Regions from separate parts of the Mus musculus genome. Here region 1 is linked to region 2. The links are chromatin contacts, found by Hi-C or POLR2A ChIA-PET in ENCODE. All regions are on one chromosome and are shown on one strand. The core of a region is the stretch at or near the end of the contact, and the rest is flanking DNA. Distances in the headings are between cores, read along the strand shown. Region 1 holds the start of Taf1c (TATA-box binding protein associated factor, RNA polymerase I, C). Region 2 holds the start of Mbtps1 (membrane-bound transcription factor peptidase, site 1).

Region 1 (3,019 bases), core at 365-2,864, 46 kb before region 2:
CTGACAGTCAGACATGGGGGTACACACCTTTAATCCCATTATCAGGAGGCAGAGACAGGTAGATCTCTGAGTTTGAAACCAACTTGCTTTACAGAGCAAACTCCAGGACAACCAGGGCTACACATAGAGAAACCCTGTCTCAAAAAAAAAAATCAATAAAATAATAATAGTAATAAAGTTATGCATGAGCCAAATAGACACCAACGAGCATGCCCCCATATGATGGCTAGTTTTGGTGGTCAACTGAATATTTGAAATTAACTGGGACCCAAACTGCTGGGCACACTTGTGAGGAAGTTTAAAAAAAATTATTTATTTATTTATTATATGCAAGTACACTGTAGCTGTCTTCAGAGGCACCAGTAGAGGGCATCAAACCCCATTACAGATGGTTGTGAGCCACCATGTGGTTGCTGGAATTTGAACTCAGGACTTTGGGAAGAGCTGTCAGTGCTCTTAACCGCTGAGCCATCTCTCCAGCCCTGTGAGGGATTTTCTTAATCAGATTATTTGAAGGAGGAAGAGCCATCCTAAATCACCTTCTGGTGGCAGCCCAGATAAAAGAAATGGAAAAAGAAACCATGATTTGTGCCTGCTGGACCTCACCCTCACCGGCAAAACCATTTATTTTATGGCATTGCTGAAGTTTTCCTTTCAGTATTCAAATCAATTTCTTTAGGATTCCAACAGAGACTGAAGCTCGGCGGCTCTTTAGGAATGGCCCAGGACTACAGCACCAGATCAGAACTGCTGAGACAACCAGCCTCGTGGACGGAACAGTACCAAATTCTCCTTGCCATTTCTGTCATAAGACAGCTATTATTGAACTACGCAGATCACAGCCTGTAAGCCGGTCTAATAAAATCTCCTCTATTCCATACTCATTCAATCAGTTCTGTTCCTTTAGAGATCCCTTAATAAACTCAGGAACACAGATTTTTCTCCCTGAATAACTTGCTCCACCATGAAGACCGATTTATGAAGTTCTGATAATTACAGGACAAAGGAAAGTCAAACCCAAAGAAGTCGTCAAACACATTGGCGGGAATGTCATGTAGGTAGGTTGCAGTGACGCAGGAGAATCTGTTCCTTGTCTCGATTCTATCTGAAGATATTCTTAGCCTCCAGGCGATGGAAAGCAAGTGGTCAGCAGAGCCACGCGTCCTAAGTTTTACGCGATAGTGTCAGGACCAAGGCAACTTACAGGCAGAGCCCAGGACTCGCTGCATGCGAGCGAGTTTGAACAGATCCCCCAAAACTCGCAGGTGCACACACAAGGAATATTAGCTTGAGAATGACAAGCTAATATTCCCTCCTGGCCCCTGTTAAAGCCACACATGCACCCAGAGGTGTCTATGAAGCGGATTCTAGGACTTGTGGGTAATAAATACAGTGCGTGGCTCATCGGAGGTGCTCACTTGTTCGTTGAGAGGATCAATTCAAGCTTCTCAACACTTTTGTGAAATAGGATGGAAATTTCATAGCTTAGGCGCCACGACCATGCATATTGGCCCTCAGCTCTGCAGGTGGCGCTGGAGGACTCGGTTAGATGATCTGGGGGCGGGACTTCCTGTTTCTCGGGCGAACTTCCGGCCTGATCCGGAAAACAGTTTAGTCTGCTCCAACAGTTGTGGGTGGCGGCGTTGAGGTTCGGCACTCTGGCTCCTTTGCGGCCCCGGGGTCAGGTGAGGCTGTTGCGGGAATGCTGAGAGCACGTGGCAGACCACGTGGCTATAGAGACTGGTCGATTACAGCGCTGAGGCTCGTCCTAGATGCTGGCCACGAGGGAGGGCGGTCCGGGAACACTTGTGGTTACTACACACCGGTTTTCAGTTCAGACTCTAAATTCAGCGCCTTCACGTCTTGTCCAGCGGGTACTAGTGCTCTGCTGGTGCTCTTATTGCGGATGTTAGATTTAATTTTTACTAAAAATGAGGGCTGACTTGACAGTTACTGCTTCTAAAGAGTTCCTGCATTTATTCAGCCCACGGGCATTTTCGGAGAAGCCTGTGTTTGGCAGTGGGGAAGCAGGAATAGTACGCAGCCCATGTCCACAGAGGGGTGGAAGAAAGTCAGCCTGCTACTGTCATGCGCAGCGCGTTGATGAACGCTCAGCCTTCATCGGCATCACTTGGTCCTCCACACTCTCCCCTTTGTATATTCTGTGGTTGCTTATCTCTTTGGCACTTTACCTGCCACGAGGCCTTTTGCGATCACTTTCTCCCCAGCCCCTCTTCCAAGGTGTGAGCAGAGATATCTGTCTGGCTGCCCTCAAGAGAGTGAGCAGTCCTTGGGCAGCCCTGCTGACGCGCTGGCATTAGGCATAGTCTGGTCTTTATCTGCTACCTTGTAGTGGTCTCCCCTACTGTGTTCTGAGAACCCTGGTGCACTGTTGAGACTCCTAATGAAGGCGTGTGTAACGTTAGATACATTCTCTCCAGGATGGACTTCCCTGGCACCCTGCGCCCTTCATTGTTTAAGGCCGGTCCACTTGGCATGACTGATGGCCCTGACCTGTCCTTCATGTGCAGCTGGAGAGATGCACTGACCCTGCCAGGGTCCCAGCCACAGAACTGCAAGGTGAGGATGGAAATAGGGTCCTTTCCTTGGTCTGTTCCTCCTCCTTGCTCACTTATTGGGAAAAGAGGTCTAGGCAGCTGCTACTTGAGCTGCGCACCGGTTGCCCTGCTGTCCAGACAGTGTCTCTCAACAGAGGCTGTGGCTCCTCTTTCCTCGCTCCCTCTCCCTGGGTTCAGCAGGTGTTTATGTGTTGGGGTCCTTACAGGCCCAGGAGCCCAGCATGAGGAAGTCAGGCAACCCCACCTAAGGGACTTCCAGTTATGGTGAGAGACTGTACACCAACGGGCAGACCTTTTATAGTGTGGCCTTGACTTGCCTGAATTAGTGGAATGCCAGGGGCAGGATTTCTGCTCTTGGGAGGTCCATCTCTAGCAGCCTTGTATTGAGTACATTGAGGAGAGCATGTCAAAGAGAGGGTGTTGGGGGAGGGGAGTTCTTG
Region 2 (3,003 bases), core at 235-2,734:
AGGACCGGGATTCAATGGTGTTGTGACCCAGTACCCGCTTTGAACTTTCTAACAGAGGCATGGTCTTTGATACGGGAGTGTTCCTAATGGCCGGGGGTGTCTCCATTTGTCCTGTCCCTAATCAGTGGTGATCTTAACAGAAACCCAGAAAACCAAAACTTTAATTACATTTGTGGTAAAGCCATCTCTTTCCTACAGTCTGGTTAGTCCACTACTCAGCTCTGAGCACTCCTTTAGCTAAAGTCTACTGTATGCAGGCTTAATGGGTCCTTTATGACATCAACTTATTGCTCCCAGCTTCTCCTGAGCCAGCAAGGGTCTTCTAATTACTGGGCTTCAGGCATCTGAAGGACAGAAGACCTTGGGGAGAGTGTGGCGAATCAGCAGGGAGACATCAGGCCAAGAGCAAGATTCAAGTCTCAGGGCAGAGAGTGGGCAGGCAATGGGGTTGCCACAGCGAGTTTCCGGAATGATGGGTTATCCATAGGATTCTGGAACCTGGGAATAAATGCGGTCTATCCTTTTCAATGTGTGGGGCTACTGTCTCAGAACCGCCCTTTTAAAATCTCGTTTGTATGTCTGTGTAGGATTATGTATAGGCGTGCAGGTGCCCTCAGAGGCCAAAAACCTGATCCCTCCGAAGCTGAAGTTACAGTGAGCAGGTTCTGGGATGGAAACTTGGCTCCTATACAAGAGTACTGTCCCCTCTTACATGCACTCTTCTGACTGAACACCTGAGGGAAAACACAAGAGTGCTGCACAAGGTCCCCTCCATACCCTGACCTAAATCCTGGGTCCGGATCCCCTTTTCTTGAGTTTGCTCGGCTGGAGGTCCCAATGCAAAACCCAGTTTCCATACCAGGTTTGGCAGCCAAGGTGAGCTTATGAGCCTAGGACTCAGGGTTTGTCTCCTCCATCCTGTTTGCTTCAGTCACAGTCCCCGAGCACACTTAGGTTGTGCCAGGGCCAAGAGTGATCGATCCAGCTCAGTACTAAGGCTGAGAATGGGCCCGTTCTACAGGTGGCTAAATTGCTCAAGTGCGTTTTACCAGACGAAATTCACCTTGATCCTGTTTGTTCCAAATGGTAAATAGTTGGTGTTACAAACGTCCTGTTTCTCAAGATGCTGATGCACCCTCCTGGCAGCAGTAATAAACTGGGGCCATGGGAGTAGTTCAGGAGAACACATAGATTGGATAGGCGCCGTCCCACTTCAGCCGCGCAAAGGTGCTCGCACCCTTCCTGAGTTTCCAGGCCAGGAAACCTGGAGAAACCTAAACCACCAGGGTTCCCTATATATACCCAGAGAGGGCGATTTGGCCTCGCCCTCGGCTCCGCCCCTTCCCGACCCCTCCCCCAAGACCGCAAATGTCGCGAGAGCTCCGCACAGCCTCTCGCCTCGGTGCCGGGCCGTCAGGAGCGCGCACGCAGGTCGCGGGCGCGCAGAGCACGCCGGGCCGTCGTAACCCCCCCACGCCCCAGCGGCGTGGTCTCGCGAGACTTGCGAGTAAACATCCCCCGAATGGAGACCCGAGGCGTGTTCGCGGCGGAGCCGCCGTTCTCCCGGGTCCGCCGACCCCGAGCCTGAGGCGGACGCAGGTACGTTTGCCGGCGGCGGCCGAGAGCCGGACGCGCCCTAGGCTCAGCCGTCCGCTGCCCGCGCGGGGGCCGCCGGCTACCGCAGCTGCTTCCCCAGAAATTGGCCCGGAGCGGCGGCGGCGGCTGCGGCGGCCTGGCCTGCGCCTGCGCGCCGCGGTGCGCAAGCGCCGTTCGCCTCCGCAGGGCCCTGCGGTCGCGAGCCCCGGGGAACCGAGCTGCAGCTCAGTGCACATCGCGGCTCGGACTCGCATTTGCTGTAGGTGTTTTTGAGTGGCGCTTTGAAGGGACGGGAGGAGCACTTGAAGATTTCATTCTGGGATCAGCCTCGCTAGCAACCCCTAGGTTTGGAGGCGAATGAAAAAGCCGGACAGAGAAAAGCATAAAAATCTGCAAAACTAGTCGGGGGGGGAAAAAGTTAATATTTAAGACAAGGTCTGAGTAGCTCAAGCTGGCTTTGAACTCCTGATCCTCACGTCTCTGCCTGGCGCTGGGATTAAAGACGTACAGCGCCACACCACTTACCGTTATTTTTTAAACGCAAGACCGTGATTTCTATAAAGTGTCCTATGTATCACAGGGTCACTTGTATTAAGTGGTCCCGCCCTGTGACTTTGTGTCATCTTGCGGAGCAGTTCAGTCGGCACCACAGCCCGCTTTGAGAACCACTCCCCAGACTCCCGGTACCCTGCTGTGGTTAGAACCGATTTTTAGTCTGCTATTTTAGTCACCGATGGACCTGTCTCCTTAGGTTTGCTTTTTGGGAATAGTGGGTCAAGAGTCGCATGTGGCCTTTGGTGTCTTGTTTCCAGAATTCATCTATGTTGTTGCATAAACCAGTACCTTTTTTTATGGTTGTAGCGTAAGTCAGTATTTCATCTTTTACGGCTGAATGATAGTCCGTTGTTTAATAGCCCACAGTTACCCCTATTCATGTGGAATACCTTTTGCCAAGGTCTTATCTTGCAGTATGTGACACATTTGGCCACAGAGCTAATTTTTTGTGGACTTTTTGGTTTTTGTTTTTGTTTTGAGTGTAAGGGTGAAGTGGCTACTGGAACCTGCACTTTTGCTCATTAGGACTCTCCTGCAGTCTCTAAACACCCCTTATAACCAACAATTTGCTGTTACTATCTAAAAAGTGATGCGGTGTTGGCAGGCCTCCCCCTCGCCCCTCGGGAATGAAGGAGCATGTTTTCTGGTCAGATCTTGTTCATTCTTGGTGCTGTCATATGCTTTATTCTCTGACTCAGTTCTCTCTCCGATGGTCGGCAATCTTTGGACTAGGAGGACCAAAAGGGAAGTCTGTGTGTGTGTGTGTGTGTGTGTGTGTGTGTGTGTGCGCGCGCTTCCTTGATCACACTCCACCTGATTTTTTTTTTTTTTTTTTTTGAGACAGGGACTCAG

The links. A loop is a pair of places that touch in the nucleus more often than their neighbours do. ChIA-PET counts read pairs that join two places held with the same protein, here RNA polymerase II (POLR2A).
Region 1: a loop to region 2 is called in a map of gastrocnemius, with 10 times the contacts of the local background. The contact joins the promoter of Taf1c here to the promoter of Mbtps1 in region 2. A Hi-C loop is called at or near these places in 10 of 37 maps with a recorded cell type or tissue (CH12.LX, T-helper 2 cell, gastrocnemius and 4 more). POLR2A ChIA-PET finds 5 or more read pairs at or near these places in 4 of 5 experiments (Patski and embryonic stem cell).

What each region holds. Positions count from the first base shown.
Region 1 is chr8:119,603,801-119,606,819 of GRCm38, reverse strand. Taf1c (TATA-box binding protein associated factor, RNA polymerase I, C) reads left to right here and starts at 1,614. Exons shown (of 15, transcript NM_021441.3): 1 at 1,614-1,685; 2 at 2,442-2,580. The coding sequence starts at 2,443.
Region 2 is chr8:119,557,242-119,560,244 of GRCm38, reverse strand. It overlaps Mbtps1 (membrane-bound transcription factor peptidase, site 1), which reads left to right and starts at 1,484. Exons shown (of 23, transcript NM_001167910.1): 1 at 1,484-1,599.